2 separate regions of the Homo sapiens genome follow, and region 2 is linked to region 1. The links are chromatin loops, found by intact Hi-C in ENCODE. Cell type or tissue: CD14-positive monocyte. All regions are shown on one strand. Links, peaks and the distances in the headings refer to the core of each region. The heading gives the core; the rest is flanking DNA. Region 1 overlaps GRK7 (G protein-coupled receptor kinase 7). Region 2 holds the start of LOC105374134 (a long non-coding RNA gene).

Region 1 (8,937 bases), core at 709-8,708:
CTCGGCCTCCCAAAGTGCTGGGATTACAGGTGTGAGCCACTGCACCCGGCCCATGCATTTCTTGTAAACTGATGGCTAGACATAGAGGCTTAATTCTTCTACTTAACTTTTCAGTTTTGCCAATATGATTTTATTGATACATAATTAATATACAATAACGTGTACAGTTCTTAGACATTCAGCTCAATGAATTTTAATAATTAAATACGCCCTCATAAATACCACCCAAACAAGATATAAAACATTTCTGTCTGTCCAGAAAGTTCCCTTGTGCCCCTTGCCAGTCAGTCCTCGCCACTTCTCAGGCAAACACTTTTTGATTTCTGTTACTATAGATTAGTTTTGTCTGTCCTTGAATGTTGTATAAATGGTACAGTATAGTATGTATTCTTTCATGTCTGACTTATTGTATTTAACATATCTTTAAGATTTGTCCATGTTTTTCTGCAAATGTATTTACATATTTTTTATTTCCAAATGTCCTTGTTGTTCTCTGAATGTTCCTTGATTTACAGCATTTGTTCTTGTTTCATGGAGGCCTTATCTTCTCTTTAATCTCAAAAGATAATAATTACAAGTTTTAAAAAATAGTCTCTTCTATTCCCTGCATCGTTCTTGTTTTCTACAAGTTCTTTTCCTCTGATTGTTTTGGTTCTGTCTTTCATTTTGAAGAGTTTTTTTTTTTTTTTTTTTTTTTTTACAAATGACAATTGATCTTTGTCTAGTCATTCATATTTAAGAGTGAAGCACCAAAAAGCTGACTATAAGCTATGTGGAGTCCAGCTTATCAACTGACAAGAGGGATCAGGTGGGATATCTCCATACCCCACCTGAGAAGTATCAGCCTGCTTGCTCTCATTTGGGGAACTGAGATGGGAAGGAGCTGAGGGTCTCCCTGAATATAGTATTTCACTTCCCACAGCTCTCCTTTGGGCCTCATGTTCTTGGGTCCTGCTTCTGTCTGGTTCTTTATGACTCTGCTGGGGTGGCAGAGGCATAAAGAGACTATAAACAACATCCAAACGAAGTTAAGTCAGTGGCAGTCAGTAAGTTCTATTCAGCAACATTTATTGCGAGCTTGCTCTGTGTGGCACCCGTCCAATGAGCACATTTCAAAGGTGAGTGACATTAAGGATTAAAGTTACTAATGAGGATACTGGATAAACCTAAGTTGCTCGGTAGAAGGTGTAGGGTGAAAGTGGACAACATACCTTGCCATGAACAAAGGATTGTGAAACACATGCTGAGAGAAAAATTGGAAATAATAATGGAAAACATTATTGAGTGCTTATTCCATGCTAAATATTTTCTGTAGTGCTTTATGTGAATTCCTCATTTGATCTCCATAGTAACCCTATGAGATAGCGTCCATTTTGCAGATTAGGAAACTGAACCATAGAGAGGTTAAATCTTGCCTAAGATCACCAACCTAAGAATCACACACAGGCTGCACCTTGTTTTTTTTTTTTAGACCGAGCCTCACTCTATCACCCAGACTGGAGTGCAGTGGCATGATCTTGGCTCACTGCAACCTCCACCTCCCAGGTTCAAGTGATTCTCCTGCCTCAGCCTCCTGAGTAGCTGGGATTACAGGCGCTCACCACCACGCCCGGCTAATTTTGTATTTTTAGTAGAGACAGGGTTTCACCATGTTAGCTAGGCTGGTCTCGAACTCCCGACCTCCTGTGATCCATCCGCCACAGCCTCCCAAAGGGCTGGGATTACAGGCGTGACCCACCATGCCTGCCCTGGCCTGCGCTTTTCACTACTACATTATTCCGCCTCTATAGAAGTAGGTGAAGTGACTTTTTCTTACCCCTCCAAGTTCCCTTCAGGATTTCTTTTCTCCCTTGTAGAGTCCCCTTCTTCCCTCTCCCCATTTGCCCAGTACTAAGTCCTTGATCTTTAGCATTCTTGCTAAAGATGTTTCCCTTCCCCTTATCCCAGTGAATTCTCCATTTTTTGCCTGTTTCAGGCTGGCTCGGCTGCTCCACACAGCAGAGGGTTCTGGGAGATGGGACCAGACCCTGGGCCATGCTCTGCAACCACCTCCCCAAGGAAATAAGTAAAGAATTGGCCTGCCATCTTTACAGCACTGTAGACCCCCTGGTGTAGTGGAAAGAGCATGAGACAGCGTGCAGGAAGGCCTTAGATTCATTCCAAATAATTTTCAGGACTAAATTCACCTCTTGGTCCTAAAGACAGAAAATGTCAGCCATGGAGCTTTGAAGGGCACCACCTCCTTGAAGAGCGGAGGTATTTCACTGAGGAGAATGGAATTAGAGGCGCACGCCAGACTTTAAGCACCCACATTCCATTGCAGCCTCCAGCTGAAAAAATTAATTGCCTGCCCTTTATGCCATTTGTCTTCTGCATGTGAACTGCCTCCTCAGAGTAGGGTGGGAGGAGAGAACGCGCCAAGCAGCGTGGAGCAGGTCCAACCACGCTGACCTCTTACAGCTGGGTTTAACTCCTGCAGTTACACAGGGCCCTGCGCCTCTGTCTCAGCAGCATCAGAACCGTCTCCTTCAGTGCATGTGACCAGAACCGCCATGCCCAGGGCTGTAGGGATTGCCCGAGTATCAGCACCTCTTAGTGGAGGGGTGTGTGGGTGTGTGTGTGTGTATGTGTTTTATCCTTTTCTGGGTTTTACCTTATTTTACTTTGGGTTTTATGGTGCCCTTTCCAGACCCACACAGTCAACACCTGGTCAGGCAAAAACCAAGTATACCCAGCATTGGGCGACATCGAACAACAGACCTCACGGGGTTTAGCACGCCTGGCAGTGCCAGTGCCCCTCCCCCATCCCCTCAGGGGCAGCGGGAAGTCCTTCTAGTACAGTAATCTCAAGCTTAGTCCCATCAGGGCCACCTGTCACCAACAGGTGTCCAGACATTGGGGAAGGTAGACACCTTAAGGTGTGATTAAGATCCCAAGCCCGTCCAGATACCCCCTACATTGTTCTTGCTGTTGGGTGCTGGCCTCTTCCATTGACCCTGTAGCTGTCACTCTGAACCGAACTGGCAGGGCCCAGGCTGGCCCTGGACAGAGTCCCAGTGTGGCTCTGGACAACCAGGAACCAGACTGTGACCTTCGCAGTGCAGAGAACATGGAGGGGCTTCTGGTGGAGCTGAGAGGGCACAGTTCACCTCTTAACAGTTTTACAAGTCCATGAAAAAGTATGAGTGTGCGCAGGTCCTTCAAGGTCAAGGACACGAGCAACCCTCCACCTCCCATTAAATCTGAAAACTTGGCAACCTCCAATTCCACTATCAAAAGAAACGGCCGTGTCTTCCCTTGGGGTGGCCGGGCCAGGCTGGATTAGCGACGCAGACGGGGAGAAAGGAGCCGGAGAGGAAGCTCCGCGATCCCGGCGCGGCCCAGCAAAAGCACACTGGCACGCCGAGCCAGAAATCGCCCGCGGATGCCTCTTCCCCCAGCTCATCACAAACCAGATCCAGTCGACAGCACAATCCAAACAGAAGAGGGAATCAGAATGTACATGTTTTGTTTGCCGTGGCAGGAGAACTGTTGAGCAGAGGAAAAAAACAAGCTGAGCTTAGCGCTATCAGCTGTTTCCTGGGGCTCTCTCCTTCCTTCCTCCGAGGGGGGCCTGGCCGCTTTGTTCTCGTTCCCAGCTGCTCCTCTGCGCCTTTAAGCAGTGGCCTTTGCAGACCTCGGAGGAATGCGGCCCTGGGACCCCAGGGGACTTAGCTCGAGGCTCCGCCCGCCCCGCATGCTCGGCCCCAGGCCGCAGAATCAGGAGCGCCGCAGTGTCGCGCGGAGGCCGCTCCTGCCCCTGGCTTCTCAGGGCTCGCTTTCTGCCGCCACTTCCTGGGCGGGGAGGGCGCATCCCATCAGAGGCGGCTTCCTGCTCTCCCTGACACCCCTGGAAGGACACCCATTTCACAGAGCCCACACAGGGAGCCCAAAAGAGGGGTCGTCACAATAACACTTTTTGCAGGCATAGAGTCTGGGGTGAAATGGCTCCCACACTGGCGTTGGTTTGCTGTAGTTCAGATCCCAGCTCTACCAGTTATAAGCCGGTCACCCACAGCCGCTTACTCAACCCCTCTGAGCCTCAACAGTTCTTGCCTTATGGGACTGTGACGAAGATTAAAACGATAAAACAGATTGGGTGTCGACCCAAAACCTGGCGCACAGCAGGCCTGCTACCACAGTATGTATTAGCGGCTGTTGTTACCATGCCTGGGTTCTGGTTGTCTCAGGCAGGACAGCTACACAAGACTCCATCAGACTGAAAGGCAGGGCCTGGCACATGGTCAGAGATCAATAGTTCCCGTTCTTTCACTTGAGCGTGTTCTTCAGTGGTTTCATGTGCTATGAATCTCTCTGGCAGCAGGCTGAGGCATACTTTCCACGGTGCCTCTAAGATGCTCAGAAGAAAACCACAAATGAAACCCCACACAGCTGTGAGGAAGCAAGACAACTGTGAGTGTCTGCTTGGCTCAACCCAGATGCAAGCTGCTCACCCACTGCCCACTGCTGCAGCCTTGGGGTCCCGCTGGCTCCCTGTGCCTCGCAGAGAACAAAGCACAGCTGCAGAGGTCACCTGAGCAACTACAGTGCCTGTCAGGTGAGGCAGAAACAATTGCAACAGCGGGGATTGTGACTGAAGGTCTGGAGCTTCTTGTACAATCATTTCTTGAGTGCCTACCAAGTGGCTGACCCTCGGCTAGGCATTTATCTACTTTGTTTCTTAATCTTCTCATCAACGCTAAAGGCAGGCAGTATTAAGCAGGCTCAGAGAAGCAGTCTGACTTGTGTAAGATCATGTGCAGGGCTGTGGCCAACCCATGAGTACATTTGTGCCAATTAGAAGGCACTCCAAATGTCTTGGTGCGTGGAGCAAACCAGCCTCCCATGTGACGTCAGCCCCCACTCTCCCATGCAGGGAGTCAGCCTGCACATCTGTACACAGCAGCCAGAGTAAGTGGCAGAACCAGGATTCAAATGCTCAAGCTCCTTTCTCCTTGACCTGCAGGACTATATTTCATCAGCTGCGCATGATCTAAATGAATGCTCTGAGCTTCTAACATGTGTCTATATTAGATTAGATGACACGGCAACCATTAGGTCCCTGAACTGTATCATGTCACATGACAGCCCCCTCCTGCCGCATCCTGCAGACCCCCTGGCCCAGCCTCTCCTTATTCCCGTGACTCCATTAGACAATGTGCAAGCCCACAGTTCCCTGAGTCCTCTGCTTCCCTCCCAGCCTTTCTGTGCTCATTCTAACTCCTTCTCTTTGATGTAATTCCAAGGCTATTTTTTTTTTTTAACATAGAGCAGAGTCTCGCTTTGTTGCCCAGGCTGGTCTCCATCTGCTAGGCTCAAGTAATCCTTGTGCCTTGGCCTCCCAAAATGCTGAGATTACAGGCATTAGCCACCACACCTGGCCCCAAGATTGATTTTGTCACTTCCCTGCTAAAAACCTTTCATCGGTTCCCCAGCACCCTTGCCAATAGGTTCAAACTCCCCTTGTGCAACTCCTCCAGCCCCTAGGGCCTGGTGTCTGCTAAACTCTCTAGTTGTATCGTTAGTCACCCCTCCCACCTCATGACTCCACACTGCAGCCAGCTGCAAAGCCACTCTGTTCTGCGACTGAGCCTCAGGCCTTGTGCTGCGAGGCCTTTATGCCAGGGTTTTCAAGTGTGGCACTGTGGATGTTGTGGGCTGAATATGCTTTGTGTTGGGGGCTGTGCTATTCATTGTAAGATGTTTGGCAGTATCCCTGCCTCTACCCACTAGATGCTGGTAGCAGTTCCCCAGTCATGACAACCAAAACTGTCTCCAGACATTGCCAAGTATCCCCAGGAAGTTTGGCACAATCACCCGCCATTGAGGACTATTGAGCTCTGCTGATCCCTTTACCTAGCGCATGCTCCTTCCTCTTTACCTGTCTGGCTTCATGTCTTTTAAGTCTTAGCTTGGTTGTCCCTTCCCCTTGGAAGCCCTTCCTGACCCTGTGACTCCAGGTCCTCATGTTGGGCTGGGTGCCCTTCCTATGTACCCAGCTCAGACAACCCTGATCACACCGTATTATCACTGCCCATGTCCTTGTCCATCCCTTTCCTCTCCTGGAACTTCATGAAGGCAGGCATTTGTTTGCCTGGTTCCCTGTTTAGTATTCAGGGTCTTTGTTTGCCTGGTTCCCTGTTTAGTACTCAGGGTCTAAGTCTGTGCTTGTGACACAGCCTTATCTAACAAATCATTCTTGACACCCCATCTCCCTTAACCCCGTATCCAAACCATCACTGAGGCCTATTCACTCTGAAATATTATATCGCCCCAATTCATCCACTGCGTTCTGTCTCCACTACTCCCTCTGTGGTCTGAGCCCCATCACCTCTTACCTGGATTACAAAGACCACAAACTACCTGAATCTCCTCCAATCTGTTTCACTTCACCTGGGGTAATCTTTTCAAAACAAAATTTGAAACATGTTGTCCCCTTCATGAAACCCTGCCACAGCTTTTCCAGTGATCAGAGACGATCACCCAAAGTCCTTAACATGGCCCATAATGCCAGGTTCCGTCTGGCCCCTGCCACCTCTCCATCTTCATTTGAACCACATTTCCTCTTACGATGTGCTTTTCATTTCCTGGCTTCCTTTTCATTTCCCCTAAAGCAAGAGATACTTGCCCAGACTATTCCCATGGCCTGAAATGCTCTTCCCCACCTGTGGGGGCTACTTGGCTCCAATCCCCTCTTCAGGTTCTTGGCCCCCACCCTCCAGCTGCTGGTGCCAGGCCAGTTTCCAGTGCCCATGGACAGGGCCCTGTGCTCAGAGGCATACCTTTACTGGGGTTTAATGCTGTTTGTAATCATTTATCTTTGAATTTGTGTCTTTTAAGTGAAGTCCAATAAGCCAATAGAGCCGTACTTGGAGCCTCAGCTCACACAGTCCCCCTCCTGCCACCTGCTTGCCTCCCCGGGATGGGTTCATGGCTGTCTGCTTCCCCACCTCCCACTTCTACCCCCACCCTCACCCAGTGACTATTGCCACTTTCTGCCTGGTAGGGGCCTGGACTCAGGTGCAGGGAGGGCTGGGGTCAGGCACATGCTTCCTCAGGTCCAGTCGTGGGTTGGAGCCCTGGGTGTCTGTGAGGGTCTCTACTCACTCTTTGAGTATCCCAGAGCCTGGGGAAGTATGACATTAAATAGCAAATCCAAACCCTATGGCTGGTTGAAAAATAGAGCATGAAAGGAGGCTTTTTCCCGATATTTGAAGAAGAGGCCCTATATTTTTATTTCACAGTGAGCCCCCAAATTTATGCAGCCATGCCTGGCTGGGGCCACTGCTTGCTGATGGCTCACAGCTGCACCCCTCCCTGGGAACTGCCTTCTGCAGCGGGGATGGCATCCCAGGCTTCCGCCCCCTTCTGGCAGCTACTCACAGTCACTGACTGCATCCTTAGGGATACACAAGTCTGGACCCCACCTCAATTTGGGCCAACTCAGAAGAGTCATCCCAACTCCAGAGCTCCCTGAAGGATGGCTGAGGTCTTAGTCCCCACCGCCTGCCGCACTAGGGGTGAGGTTCTCTCTGCCCAGTCCTGCCTTCCTCATGGCTGCATCTCAGGAGAGCACTCCTGAGTAGAAGAAACAAACTCAGTTTCTCCCACAATACTCTCAAAACACAAACCAGCCAGCAATCCATTCTGCAGCAGATGCGAGCTGGATGTCCTCTAATTCAAATCCATTATGACACTATCTCCTGGAGACAGTGCCAGGTCCTACAGGGTGAGGGCTCAGTCCCCAAGGCTGCCTCTAGGCTTTGAATGCCAGTGGCAAGTCCAGGCCTTCAAAACTTCTGACCCACCAGCTGTAAATTGAGGTCCCCACAAACCTCTCTTTGGGTTCAATTAATTTGCCACAGCAGCTCACAGAATGCAGGGAAACACTTATGTTTTCTGGTTTGTTATAAGGGATATTTTAAATGACACAAATAAGCAGCCAAATGAAGAGTCATACAGGACCAAGTCTGGAAGGGTCCCAAGTTCAGAAGCTTCTGTCCCCATGGAGCTGGGGTGAGCCACACTCCCAGCACGTGGATGTGTTCTTGTTCATCTTCCTGGAAGCCTCCACGTGATTGGCTATCAGGAAGCTCTCTGAACCCTGCCCTTTTGGGTTTTTATGGAGTCTTCATTACACAGGCATGATTGATAAAATCATTGGCCATTGGGGGATAGGCTGAAAGTCCTAACCCTCTAATCCTACCTTGGCTTTTCTGGTGACCAGTCTCCATCCTGCAGCTTCCTAGGGGCTGCCAGCCATCAGTCAACTCATTAATATACAAAAAGATGCTTTTCACTTTGAAGATTTGGAGTTGTATGCCAGAAAATGGGATGAAGACCAAACACATATTTCACAATATCATAGCTCCCCAATATCTTCCATGTGTAAATCTGTCTCAGTCTGTTTCCAGGGAGCCCAATCTGAGACACCACCGGAACCTCTTTGCTGAGTGAATTCCTTTCCTTCTAGTATCATGTAAGTTGAATTTCCCATGTGGTTTACTTTTTGATTTTCACATATTAAGTCAAATCCTCCTTGGAGAGCCCAATGTACCATGTCTTCCCAGCATTTATCATAAGTGATATTTAATACTTATTTGAATGATTATTAAGTTCCCTTTTTTTTTTTTTTTTGAGACAAAATCTTGCTCTGTTGCCCAGGTTGGAGTGCAGTGGCATGATCTCCACTCACTGCAGCCTCCGTCTCTTGGGTTCAAGCAATTCCCCTGCCTCAGCCTCCCGAGTAGCTGGGACTACAGGCATGTGCTACAATGCCCGGCTAATTTTTTGTATTTTTAGTAGAGACAGGGTTTCACCAGGTTGGCCAGGCTGGTCTCGAACTCCTGACCTCAAGTGATCTGTCCGCCTCGGCCTCCCAAAGTGCTGGGATTACAG
Region 2 (8,937 bases), core at 483-8,482, 58 kb before region 1:
GCTTTTTAACATCTGGATTTAACATTATAATTTTCTTCCTGATAAACAATTTTGTTATTTCTCAGTGTTTGAGATGCTTTGTCCTCCTTGTCACTGACTTCTAAATAATCCTACTGCCCAACCCTGTGGGAAAATTACCCCCACTGATACAAGACTTTACCATGTGACTTACTTTAGCCAATAAAACGTAAGTGGAAGTGCAGCCCACAATCTGAATCACAGTGTGATTCCATCATCTTTCTTTTCTTTCTACCAGAAGACCAGCAGTGTCCCACACAGGGCTGTTTCTTCAGCCTGCACACCAGACTGCAGATAACAAGGAGAGTGACAGCTGACCTGGGATGGTGATGGAGCGAGGGAGAAATAAATCTCTTGTAATCTCCTGATACAGTCTTAAATTCTCCAGTATGCATTTCTAAAGAGTTAAATGTCTTCCTATATAGCCAAAATAACATTTTCACATCTAACAAAATTAACATTTATTTCTTTTTTTATTTTTTTTGAGACGGAGTCTTGCTCTGTTGCTCAGGCTGGAGTGCAGTGGCACGATCTCAGCTCACTGCAACCTCTGCCTCCAGGGTTCAAGCGATTCTCTTGTCTCAGCCTCTCAAGTAGCTGGGACTACAGGCTTGTGCCACCATGCCCGGCTAATTTTTTGTATTTTTAGTAGAGATGGGGTTTCACCGTGTTAGCCAGGATGGTCTCAATCTCCTGACCTTGTGATTCCTCCATCTTGGCCTCCCAAAGTGCTGGGATTACAGGCGCGAGCCACCATGCCCGGCCCAATTTCTTAATATTATCTAATACTTAATACATACTCAAATTTCTTCATTTGGCTTCCAAATGTCCTTTATAGCTGGTTTGTACAGATCATGAACTAACCCAGAACCTCATATTCTATTTAATTATTATTATTATTATTTAACTGTCTTATTACACTGATTTTTTTAAGAGACCAGGCCTCCATCATATAGTTATGTTTTTCATCTCCTATGACCAGAAAGTGACCCAAGTGGTATAACTTTGGTACAGCATCAGTAACCAGTTTCCCATTCTTAGAGCTTTAAGGTCAACTGATAATCCTTGCCTGAATTGATAATTTCCTTAGGTACTACAAATGATTCTTTCAGTGTAAAGTAACGGTATAAATGTAAATGTAACCTATAAATGTATAAATGTAGAGTTTTCCCCTGTCATCTGGGATTATTTTGGTTTCTGCAGTAGAGTTGCTACTGCAAAGGCAGGATAAATGCCTACTTCTCCCTCGTTATCCACTTTCAAAGTAAACAGTTGTTTCAAATGGTGACACACAAGCTTTCTCTTACTGTTATAGACTTTGGATTTTTGGAGATTTGATGTGTTTCAATCAACTACAATCATTTTTCTTTTTTGATGTTCAAAGTCTTTCTTACGATATCCCTAATGATTTTTTTTTTCTTTTTTAGCTGGAGTGCAGTTGCGCGATCTCGGCTCACTGCAACCTCCAACTCCCTGGTTCAAGCAATTCTCTCGCCTCAGCCTCCCGAATAGCTGGGATTACAGGCACGTGCCACCATGCCCAGCTAATTTTTGTATTTTTAGTAGAAGGGTTTTACCAGATTGGCCAGGATGGTCTCAACTTCCTGACCTCGTGATCTGCCCACCTCGGCCTCCCAAAGTGCTGGGATTACAGGTGTGAGCCACCGTGTCCGTTCCCCAATGAAATTATTAATCCTAGTAGAATTCTTCACATGGGGAAACAAAAGCACAGGAACCAAAGTCACTGGACTCAGTAAGTCCCTAGAAATGATTAAAAGGGGAGAAAACATAAGACAGATAGGCAGGATGACAGCCACAGTCTGCCTGAGAGCGGCACAGTACATCACTGTGTACAACAGAAATCTGATTTGTCCCTTCTTGTAGCAATCCAAAGAACAGGGGGCCACAGGCAATGTTAGCTCTTAGAAAGAATCACCCCAAAATCATCATTGTTCACTTAAACAGCCAAACTGCTTCACCAGCTCATGCCCCTTCAAGCCAACACACTGTGTAGGTCAGATAAAGAACTAGTTGCACACCTTCAGTGATTAACAATCTATTTGGTGCCAGGCTGTGGTGGCACACACCTGTAGTTCCAGCTACTCAGGAGGCTGAGGCAGGAGAATCACTTCAGCTCAGAGGAGTTTGAGACCAGTCTGGGCAACACAATGAGACATTGTCTCTAAAAAATAAAAATAACCCATTTGGGAATAGTCATTGAGTTAACAAATATTTACTGTTAAGATGATGGGACAATAGGGCTAGGAATGATGGCTTATGCCTGTAATCCCAGCACCAAAGAGGCCAAGGCGGGTGGATCTTTTGAGCTCAGAAATTCGAGACCAGGCCGGACACGGTGGCTTATGCCTGTAATCCCAGCACTTTGGGAGGCTGAGGCAGGCTGATCACTTGAGGTCAGGAGTTTGAGACCAGCCTGGCCAACATGGTGAAACCCCATCTCTACTAAAAATACAAAAATTAGCCGAGCGTGGTGGCACGTGCCTGTAGTCCCAGCTACCCCAAAGGCTGAGGCAGGAGAATCGCTTGAACCCTGGAGGCAGAGGTTACAGTGAGCCGAGATTGCACTGTTGTGCCCTGGCCTGGGCAACAGAATGAGATTCCGTCTCAAAAAAAAAAAAAAAGGGTTGGGCGCAGTGGCTCATGCCTGTAATCTCAGCACTTTGGGAGGCCGAGGCAGGTGGATAACCTGAAGTCGGGGGTTCGAGACCAGCCTGACCAACATGGAGAAACCCCGTCTCTACTAAAAATACAAAAATTAGCTGGGCATGGTGGCACATGCCTGTAATCCCAGCTACTCGGGAAGCTGAGGCAGGAGAAGTGCTTGAACCCGGGAGGTGGAGGTTGTGGTGAGCTGAAATCAGGCCATTGCACTCCACCCTGAGCAACAAGAGTGAAACTCCATCTCAAAAAAAAAAAAAAGAGAGAGAAAAGAAAAGAAATTCGAGACCAGCCTGGCCAACATGGTGAAACCCCATCTCTACAAAAAATACAAAAATTAGCCGGGTGTGGTGGCATGTGCCTGTGGTCCCAGCTACTTGGTAGCCTGAGGTGGGAGCATCACTTGCGTCCAGGAGATGGAGGTTGCAGTGGGCCAAGATTGGGCCACTGCACTCCAGCCTGGGTGACAGAGTGAGATCTTGTCTAAAAAAAAAGAAAAAAAAAAAAGATAATTTGACAATAAATATTAACTATCAAGCGATCAGCACTACTGAGACTCTAAAGAGGAAGGAAGCCCTTCTAGCTGTAGAGGTCTTGGGAGTTACATTGAAAGAGATGGGGTTGGAGTAAGGCCTTGAGGACTGGGTGGTAATTTATTATATGAAGATGGGGTTGGGAGGGTGGTACCCAGCCCATGGGATAGGGAGCACTAGCAGGAGAGGACAGAGTTTTATATAGGATTATAGGAATATAAACTTCGGTGTTTTATGGCCAGGTTATATATGCCTTTGAATTCCTGGCTAAACATTTAGATGGGATGTTGTAAGTAATAGAGAACTACTGTAGGTGTTTTCAGTATAAGGCGGAGGGAATGATGGCTAGGCTCTTGAATTTAAGTTGTAAGGATCAGGCTCAGAAATCCACTCCCCTCTTCTAAGTTATTGATAACTAATACAGAAGAATCATTGAGAAAATCTAAAGTGAAAAAAAACCACCTACAGGGCAGTTTGCTTGCATTTGCGTTAGATGTGCACGTCTAAAATTTTACACACAGAATATATCTGGAAGAACACAGGAGCCACTGGTGGCTATGGCTGCCTCCCAGTGGAGAAACTAGGTGCCATTTACTCCAAATCACTGGTTACAGTGATTCTGTGACAAAATTAGCTAGATGAGGAAGCAGTATTTAATTTCATTTTGGTTTGGTTTAGTTTTTAATTACAAGAGAGGATGGGTGTTGTACAAGAGCATAGGATGTGACATCAGAGGGTCCTTATGACCCAGCCTCTGCTGCCTTTCTATGACTATGTGTGACTATGTGACCTTAGGAGAGACACCATCCTCTAAGACTCAACTCCCTCATCTGTAAAACAAGGACAAGAAAACATCCTTTACAGGGGTTTGATGAGAACCTACGTGAAGATGATATAAAGCACCATGTGGACCAGGCACAGTGGCTCACGCCTGTAATCCCAACACTTTGGGAGGCTGAGGCGGGCAGATCATTTGAGGTCAAGAGATCGAGACCAGCCTGGCCAGCATGGTGAAACCACATCTCTACTAAAAATACAAAAATTAGCCGGGTGTAGTGGTGGGTGCCTATAATCCTAGCTACTGAGGCAGGAGAATTGCTTGAACCTGGGAGGTGGAGGTTGCAGTGAGCCGAGATCATGCCATTGCACTCCAGCCTGGGCAACAAGAGTGAAACTCCGTAAAAAAAAAAAAAAAAAAAAAAAAAAAAGGCAGCATGTAAGTGAAACTTTGAAAACAATTTTTTATTTTTATTTTCATAGAGACAGCGTCTCACTATGTTGCCCAGGCTGGTCTCAAACTCCTGGGCTCAAGTGATCCTCCTCCTCAGTCTCCCAAAGTGCTGGGATTATAGATGCAAGCCACTGTGCCCTGCAGAAACTTTTAAAAAATGATTACATCAAAAATGTTTCATGTTCTGAAAATGCCTTGAGCGCTGTAGATTCAGTTCCAATTTTTAAATACGGACATGCAGCGCCGGTGAGGTTAACAGGCAGACCTGGCAGGTGCAGCCACTGCTCAGCAGAGTTCCTCGGCAGGCCAGGCGTGGATGGAAACTCCAAATTTCCATCACAAGGCATCAGATTTCCCCTCTCTAAGACCAAGTAACTAAGCAATTTTTACAAATTATGCACAGGATGAAGCTTTCTGAGAGGCTGGGGTGTGCTGGTTTTATCCAGCCATGGCGAACAGAAGAATCACCTGCCTCCTTCCCCAGCCCGACCCTTTGCCCAGCATCAGGCCCCTGGCACAGTCATATTTCAGAGGAAGGTCTGGTGAGCTCTTGAGTTTCTGGTGTGAGGTTTGAGAGGGATTTGTGGAGTGTCACTTCTGGAAAGCAAACCGTAATACAGAGCACTAACTTAATTGTTATTCCTAGGGTTTTCTGCGTAGACATCTTACCACAGACAGCGTTAACAGAAGCAGTTGATTCTCAGGGCACTGTTCTGGAAATGGTGTAAAAGAATGGATCATTCCTCATTTTGCCATTCATAGACAAGTCTCTATTAGGCAATAGAAAAAGTCTGTGCAATTGTATCAACTGTAATCTGGAAAGTAGCCACACCCTCCTTCCAGAACTTCCCTCTTCACACACAAAGCTTTTTCCTTTTGAAAATGAAATTTGTATTCTATTTATAGGAAGAAATGTGTGTTTCTTTCTCAAACTATTATCTAAGATTACATCAGTTTCACATTACATCCAAGCTGACCACTTTCTTCTGAGTGGCAACATAAATTTACATGGACCCAGTGAATTTTGCCAGTGCATCATGTCCTAGAATAAGGGCAAAGCTAATAAATTGCTTCATTTATCCAAGAGCAACGCCAGATTGAAGGCACACACAAAGGAAAATTAATACGCGAAGGAAGAAGACAGAAACAAAGGAGAAGCCAGGCACAGTGACTCACGCCTGTAATCCAAGCACTTTGGGAGGCTGAGGTGGGTCGATGATTTGAGGTCAGGAGTTCAAGACCAGCGTGGCCAACATGGTGAAACCCCGTCTCTACTAAAAATACAAAAAATTAGGGCCGGGTGCGGTGGCACATGCCTGTAATCCTAGCACTTTGGGAGGCCAAGGCGGGCGGGTCACAAGGTCAGGAGATGGAGAATACCCTGGCCAACACCGTGAAATCCCGTCTCTACTAAAAATACAAAAAAAAATTAGCCGGGCGTGGTGGCGGGCACCTGTAGTCCCAGCTACTTGGGAGGCTGAGGCAGGAGAATGGCATGAACCCGGGAGGCAGAGCTTGCAGTGAGCCGAGATAGTGCCACTGCACTCCAGCCTGGGCAACAGAGCAAGACTCCATCTAAACAAACAAACAAAAAAATTAGGCGGGCGTGGTGGTACGTGCCTGTAATCTCAGCTACTTGGGGAGCTGAGGCAGGAGAATTGCTTGAACCTGGAAGGTGGAGGTTGCAGTGAGCTGAGATTGCACCACTGCACTCCAGCCTGGATGACAGAGTGAGACTCTGTCTCAAAACAAAAAACAACAACAACAAACAACAACAACAACAACAAAAAACAAAGGAGAAACCAGCGTGCTTTTAGTACAATGTCAGGAAATTATTTAACATAGCCATTTCGACATGCTAAATATTTTGCAGGTAGAGACGGTCCCTGACAATGGTTCACCTTTAAGATGGCATGAAAGTGATATACGTTCAGTAGAAAGCAGTATGATACTCTTTTGACAAGCTGGGCCAGTCCCTGTCAGCCACACCATAAACTGTGTTGCTCAGCTGCAGGTAATGTAAGAATGTTGATTGCGTTTAAGGTAGGCTAGGCTAAGTTACAATGTTCTGCATGTTAGGTGTATTAAGTGCATTTTCGACTTATGATATTTTCACCTTACCATGAGTTTATTGGAACGTAACCCCATCATAAGTTGAGGAGCATCTGTATTTCAGTATTTAATACAACAACCTTATGAGATAAGTGTTATTCTTATCCCTATTTTAAACCAAGGAAACCTCAAACAGAATGGTTAAATAACTTGGTTAAGGTCATGCACTAAAACCTATTCTCCATAAGGACACTTCTTCCCCAGACACCCTTTCAAATGGGGCCTTTCTTCTCTCCCCTACTCATCTTGGACCACTGGCCTGGAGGTGAAGGAGGTATACTCATTTCTCCCAACTGCTGCTTCAAGACCACCATTCCTCTCTTCTTCAAAGCTTTCAGCTTTGAAGCTGTCATCTGAATATTTACTAAATATTCAGCTTTGTTGAATCAACTGTAGACTCGGGTCACTGCTCTGAATTCCTTGAAGAGTTCCATTCCCTGTCACTTCAGATTCTTGGTGACTTCACAAACAGTCTTTCCAAATGCCCCGCCTGCCAGTGCCTTGACCACCTCACCTCCAACAATGTTGTCATTCTACCCTGGACCTGTGCCGGAGGCCAGCTCATTGCTCACCAAATCTGTTTCCTCTCCTTTCCGGGCAGGCTACATATGCACTTCTCCTTTGTAACAATGGCTTCATGACTGAGTTCTGGACAAAGGGATTTGCAGTCCTCTGCTTGCTCTCTCATTATTTGCTAGCCAGATGGAGAGGATGCAATGGAGTGTTATAAGGCCCTGGAACAGCGCAGTCCAGTAGAAATGGAAGCCAAGTCACATATGTGATTTTAAATTTTCAAGTAGCTATATTTAAAAATGCAAAAAGAAACAGGTATGGCTGGGCACGGTGGCTCACACCAGTAATCCCAGCACTTTGGGAGGCAGAGGCGGGCAGATCACTTGAGGTCAGGAGTTCGAGACTAGCCTGACCACCATGGCAAAACCCTGTCTCTACTGAAAATACAAGAATTAGCCGGGCGTGGTGGTGCATGCCTGTAACCCCAGCTACTCAGAAACAGACAGGAGAAAAACTTGAACCTGGGAGGCGGAGGCTGCAGTGAGCTGAGATCGCACCACTGCACTCCAGGGTGGGCAACAGAATGAGATCCTGTCTCAAAAACAAAAACAAAAACAAAAAACAGGTAAAATTAATTTTAATAGTACATTTTATTTAATCCAGCATATTAAAAATATCATTTCAACATGTTATCAATATAAAAATTATAAGTGAGGTATTTTGTATCTTTTTTTCATATTAAGTCTTTGAAATCTAGTGTGTAATTTACACTTAACAGCACCTATCAATTCAAATGTTAAGTTTACGTCAAAAATACTTGATCTGGGCTGGTCATGGTGGCTCACACCTGTAATATCAACTCTTTGGCAGGCCAAGGAGGATCACTTAAGGCCAAGAGTTCAAGACCAGCCTGAGCAACATAGTGAGACCCCCATCTCCACAAAAATAAATTTAAAAAATTAGCTGGGGATGGTGATGTGAGCCTGTACTCCTAACTACTCGGGAGGCTGAGATGGGAGGATCACTTGAGCCCAGGAGTTGGAGCTGCAGTGAGTTGTAATTGCGCCACTGTACTCCAGCCCAGGTCACAGAGCGAGACCTCATGTCTTTAAAAAATCACAACAAAAAATTGATCTGTATTTAATTTTTTTATAGTAAAGTGAAAGCAAGTTTATTGAGAGAAACGAAAGAATAGCTACTCCATAGGCAGAACAGCCAATCTGTATTTAACTTCATAAAGTAGTTGCACATATCCAAATTGTTCCAAACATACTTTCAAAATATTAAATTAAATTTTTTTTTGGAGATGGAGTCTCACTCTGTCGCCCAGGCTTGAGTGCAATGGCATGGTCTCAGCTCACTGCAACCTCCACCTCCCAGGTTCAATCGATTCTCCTGCCTCAGCCTCCTCAGTAGCTGGGATTACAGGTGTTTGCCACCATGCCTGGCTCATTTTATTGTATTTTTAGTAGAGACGATGTTTCACCATGTTGGCCAGGCTGGTCTCAAACTCCTGACCTCGTGACCCACCCGCCTCGGCCTCCCAAAGTGCCGGGATTACAGGCTTGAGCCACCGTGCCCGGCCAAAATTTAAATTTTTAAAATGAAAAATTCAGTTTCTTAGTTGCTCAAGTCACATTTCCAATGTTTAGTAACCACATGTAGCTGGTGGCTACCGTATTAAACAATGCAGTCCAAGCCACCATGGAAAGAGCCCAGGACCCTGAATGACTGAGCTGACCCTGAGCAACCCCACCAACAAGCCTTGGGTTGCGATTTGAACAAGAAATAAACCTTTATGTGCTGAGCCACTAAGAATGAGGGATTGTTTGTTATAGCAATTAGCTTGAA

The links. A loop is a pair of places that touch in the nucleus more often than their neighbours do. Peaks named below come from ENCODE experiments on the same cell type or tissue, not always from the same donor. Only the 100,000 strongest peaks of a DNase experiment are listed, where the experiment ranks them.
Region 2: it touches region 1 in a loop (2.2-fold over the local background); 9 of 110 quality-filtered maps call a loop at or near these places.

What each region holds. Positions count from the first base shown.
Region 1 is chr3:141,792,143-141,801,079 of GRCh38, reverse strand. All of the region lies in intron 4 of GRK7 (G protein-coupled receptor kinase 7), which reads right to left. Among named protein-coding and RNA genes, the nearest start is that of GRK7, 33 kb to the right of the region's middle. RefSeq lists enhancers at 3,401-3,520, 4,191-4,250. In CD14-positive monocyte, for the core only: no CTCF peak of the experiment used is centred there; DNase peaks (open chromatin) are centred at 3,369, 4,359 and 4,839; H3K4me3 peaks cover 2,337 bases; H3K27ac peaks cover 1,804 bases.
Region 2 is chr3:141,849,816-141,858,752 of GRCh38, reverse strand. It overlaps LOC105374134 (a long non-coding RNA gene), which reads right to left and starts at 7,204. Exons shown (of 3, transcript XR_924551.3): 1 at 7,088-7,204; 2 at 173-336. RefSeq lists a cis regulatory region at 8,894-8,937. In CD14-positive monocyte, for the core only: a CTCF peak has its summit at 3,790 (motif pointing left); DNase peaks (open chromatin) are centred at 3,962, 5,262, 5,622, 7,122 and 1 weaker place; H3K4me3 peaks cover 1,805 bases; H3K27ac peaks cover 3,681 bases.